Regions from separate parts of the Homo sapiens genome. Here region 2 is linked to region 1. A link is a loop called in an ENCODE intact Hi-C map of the cell type or tissue named here. Cell type or tissue: heart right ventricle. All regions are shown on one strand. Links, peaks and the distances in the headings refer to the core of each region. The heading gives the core; the rest is flanking DNA.

The links. A loop is a pair of places that touch in the nucleus more often than their neighbours do. Peaks named below come from ENCODE experiments on the same cell type or tissue, not always from the same donor. Only the 100,000 strongest peaks of a DNase experiment are listed, where the experiment ranks them.
Region 2: a loop joins it to region 1, with 8 times the contacts of the local background. A loop is called at or near these places in 40 of 110 quality-filtered maps.

What each region holds. Positions count from the first base shown.
Region 1 is chr5:150,998,252-151,006,264 of GRCh38, forward strand. No RefSeq gene overlaps it. Among named protein-coding and RNA genes, the nearest start is that of GPX3, 18 kb to the right of the region's middle. In heart right ventricle, for the core only: a CTCF peak has its summit at 4,142 (motif pointing right); a DNase peak (open chromatin) is centred at 4,230; H3K27ac peaks cover 191 bases.
Region 2 is chr5:151,161,080-151,169,092 of GRCh38, forward strand. LOC107986463 (a long non-coding RNA gene) reads right to left here. Exons shown (of 3, transcript XR_001742936.2): 3 at 7,506-8,013. Among named protein-coding and RNA genes, the nearest start is that of ANXA6, 7.3 kb to the left of the region's middle. RefSeq lists an enhancer at 3,591-3,700. In heart right ventricle, for the core only: a CTCF peak has its summit at 3,903 (motif pointing left); a DNase peak (open chromatin) is centred at 3,902; H3K27ac peaks cover 684 bases.

The sequences.
Region 1 (8,013 bases), core at 2,025-7,024:
AAGTGAAGTTACAAAGTTACACTCTTAGGCAAACGCCTGGTTGCCAAAAGCAACCAATCAGAGGTATTTTCTTTTTCTTTTTCTTTTTTTTTCTTTTTGAGACGGAGTCTTTCTCTGTCACCCAGGCTGGCGTGCAGTGGCCCGATCTCGGCTCACTGCAAGCTCCACGTCCCGGGTTCACGCCATTCTCCTGCCTCAGCCTCCCGAGTAGCTGGGAGTACAGGTGCCCGCCACCACGCCCGGCTATTTTTTTGTATTTTTAGTAGAGACAGGGTTTCACCATGTTGGCCAGGATGGTCTCGATCTCTTGACCTCGTGATCCACCCTCCTCAGCCTCCCAAAGTGCTGGGATTACAGGCGTGAGCCACTGCGCCTGGCCCAGAGGTACTTTCAATTAACCATCTGCCATGCAGAAAAGGTGGGAGTTTGCAAAGAGAGTAGCCTCTGGTCCTTTTGTTACTTAGGCATGGAAAGTTAGGGTTTTCCTTTCAATGTAGTTCTACGAAGTCAGCGTGAAATGGCCTTAGGTTTCCTATTCTCCTGCCTCACTGGTATCCAAGGGACTCTGCCATTAGGCTAGCTGTGGAGGGATGGAGAGAGAGCTGAGGCCTCAAATGCCAGTATTCCTTCCTTCCAGATTTGCGTGTAAGACCAGATAATCTTCCAGACCAAACAGTATCTGTTGATGAGTATTAGGCTCGAATGAGAAGGAGAGAGAAGTGGAGCACTGGATTGAAGAGAAAGCAAAAAACCTTCCTAGATCAACAAGGAAATAGCCTCTTCTAGAATCCAGATAGGGCCCTGGACTCCTGTGGGATAATGTAGTGGGTGAAAAAATTGGTAGTGAAGTCCTCGGATATGGGGATGCACTTGGAAGTCTTGGGAACAAGGAAGAGAGACATCCTGTGGTGGTGATTTTTAGATCCAACACCCAGGGGCTTGGGTGCCTTTGGGGGGATTAGTAGAAGAGATCGACACATTGAGGGAGGTTCAGGATAACTGTCTGAAAATGAGAGATTTTTATTGCTTATACTGATGTCCCAATAGGGTCTGTATGTGCTTCAAATAGGTAGAAAAGAATGAAGTCCGAGCCTGAAGATAACAATATCAGTCAGAATTTTAGGATTGTGAATACCTGTCCACAGAAATAGCTGGGCCCTGAGCCTCTGCTGATGATGTAGGAATGGAGGCAGTTAATAAGCTTTAAAGTCATAGGGTCTCAGGGCTAGGGTATGGTGAGGACACTTTGCCACCCCTAAGGTTCAAAGCCTCTTGGACTGGAGGAGGTTGTTAACAGATATTCTAGGCAGAAAAGCTGTGTCAGGTTGTGGTGTATGAAGAGGGAGAATTTGACACCAAATGGTCAGCTGGCCATCTGCTCACCTGTTCCCCTGTGCTCCCTACTCCCACAGGGTCTGCTTACAGAACAAGGCACAGCAAGGAGGCAAGACACAAGCAAGAAATGTGCTTGATGTTACCCACTGCAGTCCTTCTTCCACTCTGGAGGATTCTGAAGACTCAGAAGAGGGACAGGCAATGGATTCAGTCTAAACCCCAGGACCAGGACACTGCCTCAGCTTCGAAGCCTGGATGCAATGCTCCAGGGTATAACCACTGCCCAGAAGCACAGCTAGTACAAGCTGCAGCCTCAATCCAGGCAAGGAGCCAACTCCAACAGGTCAGGCTCCAAGGGATGAAGACTGAAAACATGAATGTGTTGTGCCACTAACTCTAGCGTTTGCTTTTCCTTGTGTTTTTGCATGCATTGTAGACCTTGGCATCAGCATTTGGCTAGCTTTAAGACAGAAACTGAGAAGCCTTTTGTGTTTTATGCGTCAACTTGACTGGGTCACAGCATGCCCAAATATTTGGTTAAACACGATTTCTAGGTGCATCTGTGAGGATTTTCTGGACGAGACTAATATTTGAATTTGAATCAGTGGACTAAGTAAGGCAGACTGCCCTCCCCAGTGTGGGTGGCCCTCATCCTTCTCTCTGCCTGACACTCTTCTAGCTGGAACATTTGTCTTCTCCTACCCTCGGACTCAGACTATGACTGGAATTGATATCATTGACTCTCCTAGTTCTTCAGACTCAGATTGCTCTCCCGGGACTTCTCAGCTTCCAAATCACATGAACCAATTCATTATAGGAAATTTTTTTATATATCCTATTAATTCTGTTTCTCTGGAGAACCCTGATTAATACAGATTTATTTTCCTACACTCCAGTAACTCTCCACTACTCCCTCCCTCAACCCCTGGTAACTATCCTACTTTCTGTCTCTATAAATTTGACTATTCTCAGTACCTCATATAAGAGGAATCATGCAGTATTTGTCCTTTTGTGACTGGCTTATTTCATTAGCATAATGTTTTCAAGGTTTATTCATGTTGTAGCATGTATCCAAATTTAATTCCTTTTTGAGGCTGAATGATACTCCATTGTATGTATATACCATATTTTGTTCATTCATCCATTGATAAACATGTTGTTCCCACATCTTGGCTATTAGGAATAATGTTGCTGTGAACATGAGTGTACAAATATCTGAGTCCTTGCCTTTTTTTTTTTTTTTTGGACACAGAGTCTCTCTCTGTTGCCCAGACTGGAGTAAAGTGGTGTGATTCTCGGCTCACGGCAACCTCTGCCTCCTGGGTTCAAGTGATTCTCGTGCCTCAGCCTCCCCAGTAGCTGGGATTACAGGCGTGTGCCACCATGCCTGGCTAATTTTTTGTATTTTTAATAGAGATGGGATTCGTCATGTTGCCTAGGCTGGTCTCAAACTCCTGAGCTCAGGCAATTTGCCCACCTCGGCCTCCTAAGGTGCTAGGATTACAGGCGTGAGCCACCATGCCTGGATCATTGCTTTTCATTATTTTGGGTATATACCTAGAAGTGGGATTGCTGGATCATATGGTCATTCTGATTTTTTGAGGAACCATCATACTGTTCTCCACAGTGTCTGATGACCTACAGTTTTGAGCTTAGCCTTTCTAAAATAGTGGGGAAAAAAATGAAAAGAAAACAACTAGAAGTGGAAGTAATTTGTCCTTCATTAAGCCAGATATACACATCCTGATTCAAGCTTGAAAACAATATCACCTCCTTCGCTGATATGTAAGTACCTTTTTATAATTTAAATTTTAAGTTATGATTAATTAGAAACTTAAAATGTATAGTCTGTATATGCACTGGATGTCCACAAAGTGACCCTTGGTTGCTAAATCTTTGAGAAAGGCTGAGTAGACACTGAACGAATGTATATCCAACTTACTTGTCAACTCCTCCAAGAACATTCCTTACCCCCTGACCCAAGACATGCTTTCTATGAGCTCCAACAGTGCCCCTAGTCTTCAACAGCTACCACATCTGTGCTCGTCACACTCTTGTCCTTCTCCTAGTCTCAACTGTGAGCCATGGATGGCAGAGGCCGGTTTTTACCCTTCAGGTCTCCAGTTAGGCCTGTGATGGTTCTAGGGTTTTGTTTAGGCTGCGAGTCTGATTGGGGCTAGGACAAAGGGTCAAATTCAGGATGAAAATCAGCCTGGCCAAGAGCAGTGGATACATAGCCCCCATCATCCCACTTCTCAGATGCTCCTAGAACTCCAGCCCGGGATCCTTTATCCTCTGTATACTCCACCTTCTCCCCATACAAGACCCTCTGCAGAGAGCAGGCACAAGGAGCAGATAAATGATGGTCGATGCTGCCTGTCAATTCAGATGGGCCTGGCATAACGGTTAACTAATGGGTTTCTTGTTTGATTGATAGGTTCTCTCAAAACTAAAGGAGTTAAATTTCTTTAATAGCAATACATGCTCATTGTTAAAAACTCATATCAACTGAATTTCCCTTGAACACTATTAACATTTAGTGTATTATCCTTTCACATTTGTATAGATATTTAGAAAAATGGAGTGTAGTATATACGTTTATATATTTTTGCTTAGCAGTACATCATAGACATCTATTTCATTATATTCAAATGGCTCAATAATATTCCCCTGTGTAGCTGTACCATAATCTAGCCAAACTCCTATGTGGGGGCCTGGTTTGTATTTGATTTTTCAGTAATATAAACAATGCTGAGATAAACCTCTATCAGCTAGATTATTTCTATTGACTGATTTTAATACATGATTGGAATTTTAACCACAAGGGGGAAGCAGGCAACCATGGGAAGACAGGCTAAGATTTAGGATAAAGAAAAAGAGGCTGGGTGCAGTGGCTCATGCCTGTAATCCCAGCGCTTTGGGAGGGTGAGGCAGGAGGACAGCTCAAGCCTAGGAGTTTGAGGTTACACAAAGCTATAATCACACTACTGCACTCCAGCCTGGGTGACAGAGCAAAACCCTCTCTCTCAAAAAAAAAAAAAAAAAAAAAAAACGATTTAGAAAGTTATCTCACATACATAAGCTTACCCCAACCTTGTGAGCAGGTAGTAGCATTAGTATTAGCCTCATTTTTTGGAGGCAAAGCTGATGATTTCATTATCAGGCGCTCTTCTGTATTTCCAAATAAATTGACAGCAGTACAACATTCTGCCTACATTCAGTTCAAGTCCAGGTGCTGTGCTGGGGACACTATGAGGCATGCAGAAATAAAGAAGACAATCCCTGCCCCTCAGGGGGTCATTATCAGGTGTGAGGACAGACACACCTAAATAACCAAGTGCCCACTGTAACAGACAGGAGAGCCCAGGAAGGTAGGAAATTCACTTCGATAGTGAGGCTGGGCACAGTTTTATGGAAGGGGTATGCTGACAATAAGAGGTAAGGTGTATTTAGCCTTTACTCTGTGCATGGCACTGTGCTAAGTGCTTTACCTGCATAATCTCATTAAAACTTCCCCACAGGCCAGGCACCGTGGTTTATGCCTGTAATCCCAGCACTTTGGGAGGCCAAAACAAGAGGATTGCTTAAGCCCAGGAGTTTGCAACCAGCCTGGGCAACATAGCAGGGCCCTGTCTCTTAAAAACAAACCAACCAACCAACAAACAAACCAACAAACAAATCCCCATAGACCTGGAAGGTATCCTACCCTTTTTTACAGAGAAGAAAACTGATGGTCAGAGAGGTTAAGAAACCAGCTACCGTGGCACAACACTGGAACGCGCGTCCTTAATGTGAATTCAGGAGGCCCTACAAGGGTTGGTAGACTTTCAACAGGCAGGGCTGGGAGAGAGACTTCTAAGAGAGGAAACACAGAAACGAAGCCTTAGAGGCAAGAAATACAGGCACGTCTGGGAATGGCAAGGGGATCAGCGTGCCTGGGGTGTGAAAAAGGAGGAATCTGAAGAGATCAAAACTAGAGAAAGAAAACTGAGTCAGAGTGGTGAAGACTGTGAGTAGCAAGGCAAGGAGATCCCGCTGTATTTTGTATTCAGGTGAAACCAACTGAAGATAATGACATCATGTGTGCTTTATGAGGATTAATTTGGTGCATTGCCTAAGAGAACAAGGAGACTAGTTAGGGGCTTGTTAAAATAGTCCTGGCCAAAGATAACTAGCGAAGGAATGAGAACCAGAAGACATTACAGAGATAAAATCCACAAGATCTTATTAGATGCTGGGGAAAGAGGAAAGAATTGTGATTAAGATTTTCATGTTTGGGCAACCAGGAGAATGTGAGTGTGTACACCAGGAGAGGGGCTGGACAGAAGGGAGAGGCGAGTTCACTTTTCTTTTATGAGCTGGAAGGACCACAGGGACCTTTGAGTGGAGATGTTTAGAGGAGAGTTAGAAACAGGAAGCTGGTGATTTAGACATAGTACCTGAGAATCAGAAGAAACCCAGGGCCGGGTGTGGTGTCTCACGCCTGTAATCCTAGCACTTTGGGAGGCCAAGATGGGAGGGCTGCTTGAGGCCAGGAGTTCAAGACCAGCCTGGTCAACATAGTAAGACCCTCTCTATATAGAATAAAATAAAATTTAAAAAAAGAAGAAGGCTGGGTGCAGTGGCTCACACCTGTAATCCCAGCACTTTAGGAGGCCGAGGCGGTGGATCACCTGAGGTCAGGAGTTCAAGACCAGCCTGATCAACGTGGTGAAACCCCGTCTCTACTAAAAATACAAAAATTAGCTGGGTGTAGTGGCAGGTGTCTGTAATCCCACCTACTCAGGAGGCTGAGGCAGGAGAATCACTTGAACCCAAGAGACAGTGAGCCAAGATTGCGCCATTGCATTCCAACCTGGGTGACAGAACGAGACTCTGTCTCAAAAAAATAAAAAATAAATAAAAAGAAGAAGAAATGACCAAGGGAGCTGGCCAGGGAAAAACCTACACTTAAGATTCAGCAAGGCATGTTAGACCCTGATAACCTGCAATTCCACAGCCAGGTTTCTATCCCAGAGAAACAAAATCACACGTGCACAAGAGAGCGTATGAAAGTTCACAGCAGCATTGTCTGTCTTGGTGAAAGCCTGGGTCAGGGAGGAGCAGGCAAATAAACCATTAAACATCCACATTGTGCAATAGTTACCAATTAAGTAGATCAAAGGTATTGACATGGACAGATCTTCAGAACATACAGTGGATGAGAAAAACAACATGTAGTGCAATAATAATGTATAAAACATTACTTATGAAAAAAGAAGAAAAGCCAAACAATCCTGTCACATATATATTTTAAATGATGTATGTGTAGGCATAGAGAAAATTCTGGAAAGCTAAATCCATGCTAATTGTGATAAAGGGGAGGAGTTGGGACAAACATGAAGAGCAGAAGGGGTTAAATGGGGTTTTAGCATAGTTGTCAGGTTTTAATTTTATAAGAAAAATGTAATCATCTGTTACTTATGTGAATAAAAATTCTCAAAATATTTTTAAAAAGAAAGATTCAATGGGAAGAGGAAGCAATGGAATAGACAGGAATACATTCCTAGACTCTAGGTAGGACACTGTTACTGGGAACACTGGGAGAAGTTTCTGGAATGCAAGGTGGAAAAAGGATCCACTGCACTCAGCAACGCTGCAGAGACAGCAGCCAGCAGGATGAGTCCTGTGAGCTCAGCTGGTTGTCAACACCTTTCACTTACAGCCACTAGCTCCTGTGTCCTTGAAAAGTCGCCATGTCCCACCACTGCCCTTGAATGAGATGGAGACTTTCTGTTCTTTTTTGAGTTGTAAACATCCAAAAGCATTTCATCAATTTCTTGTATTTAGACATTCCCTTCCTTTCCCAGAAATTCCACAGTGATATTCTCAGTGTTCTCTTTCCAGTCCTTCAAGCTGTGTATGAAATCTACTTCTTCCCAGTCCAGCTCCAGCAAATACCTGCCTCCTCTCTTGTTCTCCATTCAAAAAACTTCCAATTTGAGGTCATTTTTAAGAGCATTACTGTGGTGGTGGCGGTGGTGGAGTTTATAGAATTTCTCATGGGACCCACAGCATGGATGTGGCTAACACTGACTGAGCACACAAAGGTGCAGGCACTGTGCTAACTTCATAGGAAGTATCTCGGTTAATCCTTTCAGCAACCCCAGTAGGTCAGTACTATTATAACCTCCAAGGTCTTTCTTTCACAGCTGGGACTTAGTGTGGCTGAGCGACCTAAGGAGGTAAGTGGCAGTAAGCTTGTGGTGGGTGACTCTGTGTTTGTCTCACTATGTGAGTTTGTCCTAAGTGATCAATAGGGGTGGGGACTGGACTAGAAACAAGGTCTCAGGTATGCAGGGGTGTTCAGTTTACCAAATGCCTTTATGACCATTAATTCATTTGATGTCACCACAGTGCTTTAATGACATGGGTCATTAGGGAAAATAATGAGATGAGTCAAGCTTTGTAATTCCCTTAAAGTGGTCAAGTCTGGGTTAAGGGCTTTTAGGGCACATTAACTCACTATGTCGTCTTGAGCAACTCTGCAAGGGGTGGGAGCAGAGGGGGCCCCCTTTGGCCCAGCTCTCTACAAATCATCTAGTTCCTAGCAGCCACTCCTCCTGGTCTGCAAATTCTTGGCGAGGCACCCTCCTGCTCTCCAAACCCACCCATTCCAGGCGATCCCTTAAGTGGCAG
Region 2 (8,013 bases), core at 1,567-6,566, 160 kb after region 1:
AGGATGGAGTTACCATCAACTGAAATGAGCAAGACTGCAGGGAAAGCAATTTTGGGAATTAGAAGTGGGGAAAAGATCAGGAGTTCAGTTTTTGACCAGTTTGTTGAACATTTCTATTAGACACCCAACAGGAGATGTCAAGTACGCAGTTGGCTAGTCAAGTCTGGAGTTCAAGAGATGAGATCCTTAAGGGAGAAGAGAACTAAATATGGAGTCCTAGTTCGGCAAAAGGAGTCAGGCTGGCAGGACCAAGGGAAAGCAAAAAGAGAAAGCAGATAAGCTATAAGTCTGCCTTTCTTCATGGCCCAGGATGCATAGCCCTCCTGTGCGAATAACTCACAATCTTATCTGCGCCCAGCTATTGCCAGACCCTCACCTGATAGAAAAATGCACGCAAGCTCCCTGCACCCTTGATGTTATCAGTACTGCACAAAGCCCTCTTCAGCACACAGCACAAGCACCATCCTATAAAATCCTTAGCCAGATTTTGTTTTCTTGCAGTTAGCTTCTGTTTTGCTAACTTGCCCGTTGCACCCTTGCAACGTATTTTCTTTTCTTTTCTGTTTTTCTTTTGAGATGAAGTCTCACTCTGTCGCCCAGACTGTAGTGCAGTGGCACTATCTCGACTCACCACAACCTCCGCCTCCCGGGTTCAAGCGATTCTTCTGCCTTAGGCTCCTGAGTAGCTGGGATTACAGGTGCGTGCCACCACACCTGGCTAATATTTGTATTTTTAGTAGAGATGGGTTTTCACCATGTTGATCAGGCTGGTCTCAAACTCCTGACCTCGTGATCCACCTCGGCTTCCCAAAGTGCTGGGATTATAGGCATGAGCCACCACGTCTGGCAGCAATGTATTTTCATACTTTCTCTAATAAATCTGCCTTTCTTTACCTACAACTGCCTTGGTAAATTCTTCTTACTGCCTGTACCGCCAGCCCCAAATAGTTGCTGATCACCCACGATGCTAAGGACCGAGTCTGAGACACTCTTATGTTACCATTTGGGGAGAGGCCGGACCCGGTGGCTCATGCCTGTAATTCCAGCACTTTGGGAGGCTGAGGTGGGTGGATCACTTGAGGCCAGGAGTTCAAGACCAGCCTGACCAACATAGTTAAACCCCATCTCTACTAAAAATACAAAAAGTTAGCTGGACGTGGTGGTGCATGCTGTAATCCCAGCTACTTGGGAGGCTGAGGCAGGAGAATCACTCCCAGGAGGTGGAGATTGCAGTGAGATGGCACCATTGCACTCCAGCCTGAGAGACAGAGTGAGACTCTCAAAAAATAAAATAAAAGAGTTGGGGAGAAGAAAAGAATTCAGCAAAGGTGACTGGGAAGGAGATTGTAGTAAGATGGGAGGAAACTACCCCAGGAGAATGTGGCAGCAAAGTGAAAAATAAGGGAGTGATCAGGTGTGTCAAATGCTGCTTTTAGGTAAAGTAGGACAAGGTCTACAAATCTATCATTGGGTTTAGCAATGTGAAAGCCAACTTATCTCTTGCTGTGAATTGCAGAATGTTGGGGGTAAAGGCCTGATGGGAACGGTGTAAGATAAAAAGCCTAAACTACTTATTCTGGGAGTTTTGCTGCGAAGGCCAGCAAGGGAATGAGGCAGTGTCTGGCAAGGGAATTGGTGTCAAGAGAAGGGCTTTTGTTTGATTTTTTTAAAGATTGAAGACATAACAGCATATTTGTATGCTGGTGGGAGTTATCATATAGAAGGTAAAAAAATTGATGGAGGAGAGAGAAGGGAGAATTCCTGCAGCAATGTTTGGAGACAGAATGGGCTGTAGTGTACAAATGTCAGGGCTATTTGTATTCTTAATTTGCAATAAAAGTAACTGAAATTTTTGATCTTTGCCCAAATTCAGCCCACGTGACTGAGGCAGGATTGAAAGCCAGATTCCCTTGACTGCAGAGCCCAGGGCCTTAATTCCTGAGCTACAGCAGCAAGTAGGAGTAAACACTAATATACTGCTCATTCTCTTTGAGCTAATCATCACTTACAGGAATCAATCCTAAGAAAATAATCTAAAATACAGAGGAAGCTGTAGGCCCAACACTGTTTTATTGTTGTTGTTGGAGACAGGGTCTCACTCTGTCACTCAGGCTGGACTGCAGTGGTGTGATCATGGCTCAACTGCAGCCTTGACCTCCCCAGGATCAGGTGATCCCCTCACCTCAGCCTCCCAAGTAGCTGAGACTACAGGTGTATGCCACCTGCCCAGCTAATTTTTGTATTTTTTGTAGAGATGGCGTGTCACCATCTTGCCTAGGCTGGTCTCCTATGCTCAAGCCATCCTCCTGCCTCAGCCTCCCAAAATGCTGGGATTACACCAGCATTGGTATAATGTGAGCCACCATGCCCAACTTTTTTTTTTTCATTCTTTTTTTTTTTTTGAGACAGGGTCTCATTCTGTCCCCCAGGCTGGAGCAGTAGCACAATCTCAGCTCACTTCGGCCTCAACCTCCTGGGCTCAAGCTATCCTGATGCTTCAGCCTACGGAGTAGCTGGGACTACAGGTGTGCACCACCACGTCCAGCTAATTTTTTTCATTTTTTGGTAGAGACGAGGTTTCACTGTCCAACACTGTATTTTTAAAATTGTTTTTTATTTCAATGGTTTTTGGGGAATAAGTAGTTTTTCATTACATGGATAAGTTCTTTAGTGGTAATTTCTGAGATTTTAGTGCACCTGTCACCCAAGCAGTGTACACTGTACCTAATGTGTAGTCTTTTATCTCTCCCCACTCACCCCAGAGTCCCCAAAGTCCATTACATATCATTATTATGTATTCATGTCCTCATAGCTTAGCTCCCACTTGTAAGTGAGAACATATGATATTTGGTTTTCCATTCCTGAGTTGCTTCACTTAGAATAATGGTCTCCAACTCCAATGCAGGTTGTTGTGAATGCCATTATTTCATTCCTTTTTATGGCTGAGTAGTATTCCACGGTGTATATATACCACATTTTCTTTTTTTTTTCTTTGAGATGGAGTCTTGCTGTGTTGCCCAGGCTGGAGTGCGGTGGCACAATCTTGGCTCACTGCAACCTCCGCCTCCCGGGTTCAAGTGATTCTCTTGCCTCAGCCTCTGAGTAGCTGGGAACAGGCACCTGCCACCACTCCCAGCTAATTTTTGTATTTTTTAATTAGAGGCAGGGTTTCACCTGTTGGCCAGGCTGGTCTCGAACTCCTGACCTCAGGTGATCCGCCTGCCTTGGCCTCCCAAAGTGCTGGGATTACAGGCGTGAGCCACCATTCCTGGCCCACATTTTCTTTATTTACTCGTTGATCGATGGACATTTAGACTGGTTCCATATTTTTGCAATTGCGAATTGTGCTGCTAGAAACGTGTGTGCAAGTGTCTTTTACATATAATGACTTGTTTTCCTCTAAGTAGATACCCATAGTGGGATTGCTGGATCAAGTGGTAGTTCTATTTTTAGTTCTTTAAGGAATCTCCATACTGTTTTCCATAGTGGTTGTACTAGTTTACCTTCCCCCACCAGCAGCAACACTGTATTTTTCAAGTGCAAAAGGGAAACAACCTACACATCCAGGAGCTGTGGAATTGCAAGCAAGCCGGGGTCACGCAGCCTTGCTTCCAGGTGGAAACAAACCCTGGAAGGAAGCATACATGGGTTGGAAACACGTGAAGATGACATCATCTTTTTGGCACTTCCCAGGCCCCTTCCTCTGTGGAGTGGCCTGTCTACAGGTGTCTGTAAAAGAGACGGCATGATGCTGTGATATGGGCTGGAACAATGGACTGAGATTCCAGATTTTCTCATGTCCCTTGTCAGGGCTGTAGTTTCTCTGATTATAGGAGAAGAAAGTTCAAGATCTCCCAGTTGCCCTCTGAGGAAGCTGGAAATGGTCAAATATTGCCACCTGCTGGCAAGTTCCAGCTCTGCCTGGCTTCCATCAGAAGAGGGTGTATGTTCCCAGAGACAGGTCTTACTTCAAGCTCACTAGAGGAAGGGGCCCCAAGGGATACTGTTCAAATGACTACCTGGAACACCCCCTTCCTCCACAAAAAGTCCCCTTAAGACCTCTCTCAGTGTCTGGAATTCCTCTATAACGGTTGAGGATTGTTTGTTTTTATACGAGAGAAAATAAGGAGATTCTAACGACTTGGCATGAAACAGATTATTTTCTACTATGAGGTCTCAGCAATGGGAGGCCGAGTTGTAGGATGGCAGGGGCCCCTGTGAGAAGCATAGGCCCGAAAACAGCTGAATTAGAAAAAGCAGGGTAGTACAGTGCTTTCCAGTACAGCCTTTACATTTAAAAGAAAATGAACGAAAAAGTCCCTGGGCTTCTGGGGTCCACCGTATTCTAGCTCAGTGACTGTGAACCATTTATTTATTTTTTTGTCTGAGTTTCTGTTAGCTTAGTTATAATAATGAGTATTATAAAAGTATCCACCTTGCAAGATTGTTATGGAATGCACTGATATGACAACAGATCATTTAGTAGCAACTAGCACATAATAATGAGAATAAATATAAGCATTACTACTACTATTAATTTAATGGATGAAGTCCTGGCCTGTTCATCATAAGAGGTGAGAGCTAGTTCTAGCTGGGTTCTATTACCTTGCTCTTGAGTTTTGTTTGTTTCTATATGTACAGAGAGGGGAATGAGAATGAATTATGTCTTAAGATTCTTTTTGTGTTCATACATGATGATTCTGAGTCTCTAACCATCTAAGAGTCCATTTCCCGGTTGAAGGGTCTGTTTCAAGATTCTATGACTCTGAGACCCTCTTTCTGGAATTCCAGAATTCTATAACTCACTCAGAATTCTACCGAAAGCTTCCATTTGCACAAGTTATTCCCTCTGCCTGGAATGAAAGTTCTTCCAAGCCTGGAAGAGGTTGCCTCACTAGCTCTTACTGCATATTTCGCCTTAAACAGCACTTCTCAAAAATTCCTTTTTAATTCATCCTCCAATGTTTTTTATTTTTATTTTATTCTGTTTCATTTTTTGTGAGACAGAGTCTCATTCTGTTGCCCAGTCTGGAGAGCAGTGGCATGATCAACCTCCATCTCCTGGGCTCAAACCATCCTCCTACCTCAGCCTCCTGAGGAGCTGGGACTATAGGCATATGCCACCACACCCAACTAATTTTTGTATTTTTTGTAGAGATGAGGTTTTGCCATGTTGCCCAGGATGGTCTTGACCTCAGGGGCTCAAATAATCTGCTTGCCTCACAAAGTGCTGGGATTATAGGTGTGAGTCACTGTGCCCAGCCCTCCACTGTCCTTTTTATTTATTTATTTAATTTTTGTTTCTTTATTTATTGGTAGAGATGGGGTTTTGCCATGTTGCCCAGGCTGGTCTTGAACTCCTGAGCTCAAGCTACCTGCCCGCCTCGTCCTCCCAAAGTGTTAGGATTACAGGCATGAGCCACCGCGCTCGGCATCTCGATGTTCCTTTACGCATCCCTTCCCATCGTCTGTCCTAAAATTCTGTTTTTTTCCATGATCATACAGATCTTAATTGGTAATTATATTTTTATTTATATGATTTTGGTTAATGCTTGTCTTCTTTACGTTCCCATTGCTTGGTAAAGTAGATAATAACTATTAGATGAATGAAAATTAAATGAATGAATGAATTCTACAATTCAAAGTTTCCATGAGTGTTTATTCCCAAGGTCTTCTATTTCAAACACTCCATACCACCTGCCCCACCTCAAGGTTGACACCTGAGAAGGGAGTGACCTTTCCAATTTCATAATGTTGCCTGGACCGTGTGTGCCCTGCCCGCTTGGTTTCCTACCCCTCCGTTATTGGCCTCTTTGGGATGCCTTGGATTAGAAGAGAAGGCTGAGCCATGTCTCTGCTATTGAAACCAGCCTGTATCAGCTATTCATTCACAGCATGTATTTGTCTAGTGCCCACAAAGTGCCAGGTGCTGTGCTAAGGTACTGGGGACAAAGCATGAGCAAAGCAGACCTGGTCCCAGCTTTTGGAGAGCTCAGAGCCTACGAGCCCAGAGACAGACATTCACGACTCAATTACACAAATTCCATAAAATTACAAACCATGATAAGTGCTGGGGGACGGAGAGGAACAGGGCGCTCTGAGAGCGTACAACAGTTCACAGTCTAGACCCAGGACCTTGGGCTCAAGGGCACAACGGGGCCTTGGGCGGGTCCTGCATGAGCGTTATCTGGGACACGTGGATACTCTTTTTGTGGAATCTCTGCCCTGGGAAACCATCAGCTAGAACTTGGGTTCAAGGTGGTGGCCTGCCAAGCTCCCAGCACTTTCCTTGAGATTCATAAGCCTGTGAGGCTGGAAGCTAAGCAATCACCTCTCAAAGCCCTTCCCCTCCTTTTCAGTGGACTTGGTCACTGAAAAGAGAATGGTAAAGCCCTGGAAGGCCAGAACTCTAGGCGCCCGACACCCTCCTTGAACAGGCCGGGAAACTGGGGCCTAATGAGAAGAGGCTGTGCAAGGTCACACAGCAAGGAGCAAAGCGATAACGAGAACCCAAGCTCCCCAGCGTCCCATTCTCTGCTGCTTTCTACCCTACCTCCCTAGTTCCAAGAATGGTCATTGATTTTATAGAGGGAATACTGTTTCAACCAGAACCTGGGAGGGTTTCCACTGGCTACAAGCAATAGTTAGGACATAGACAAAATTCTGCAGGAGAGCAAGAATCTTACAGCTACATTTGGAGAGGTTTGCCCTGTGGTGGTTACTTAGGACACAAACACACATGAGGGAAAATACATCAGGTGACATGTTTGGATTGAATAGCATTCTTTCATTTTCTTGAAGGAAAATGTAGCTATTTGAGCCTTGAAATGCTAGTTCTTGCATTTTGCAGTGTTGTTTCCAGTAGCAAAAAACTGAAACAATCTAAATTTCCTTTGGCAAAGGAATGGATAAACTGTGGTAAAGCTCAACCTTAGAGTACAATGCAGCATTTAAAAAATAATGAAGGTTGAGACCAGGAGCTTGAGACCAGCATGGGCAACAGCCTGGGCAACATAGTGAGACTCAGTTGCTCCAAAAAAAAAAAAAAAAAAAAAAAATCCAGGTCTGGTGGTGTGCACTTATGGTCCCAATACTCAGGAAGCTGAAGTGGGAGGATTGCTTGAACCCAGGAGATTGGGGCTGCAGTGAGCTGGGATTGCACCACTGTACTCCAGCCTGGGTAGCATGGTGAAACCCTGTTCAAAAAGAAAAAAAAAGGCAGGTGATCGGGGGGAACAAAGGTAGGTCTGTATAGGGCACTAAAGCACATTATTGAGTAAAAAAATGCAAATTTTAAAAAACATATATATAATATAAAGCCATTTACAGAAAAAAGAACTCATGAAAATACTGTATTTTTCTATAGATACACATATAGGTACATAAATGCAGAGAAAGGTCTGAAAGGAAACACACCAAGGCGCTAACCTCTGAGGAAAGGTGGGGATGGCCATGTGTGTTGGGAGGGGGCTGATGGGTTGGTCAAATGGAACTTAAACTTTATCTGTATTTTTCTGAGAGTGAATTTTATTTCTGTATTATTTAAGTGAGATTGTTTTCTAGAAATACCATACTTCAGCGCAAGTGCCAACAAACACTTTCTGTAACAATGTAGACAATGAATATTTTAGACTTGGTGGGCCGCACTGTCTCCGCCCCAACTCTTCCATTCTGCTGTTGTAGTGCAAAAACAGCCATAGATGGGACGTGCAGGAATGAGTGTGGCTGTGTTCCAATAAAACTTTATTTACACACATTGAAACCTGAATTTCATACAATTTTCACGTTACCAAATTTTAATTTTTTTTCAACTATTTAAAAATGTTAAAACCATTCTTAGCTCACAGGCTATGCGAAAGCAGACAACCAGCCAGATTCGGCCCACGGCTTTAAGGCCAGTTTAAGCCTCACCACCTTCCTAGCCCCACTCACCTATTTTGTCCTCTCATCTTCCTGTCCTTCAGCACCCCCATGACCTTCCTGTGACCTTCAATGGCCCCTCCAGCTGCCGTC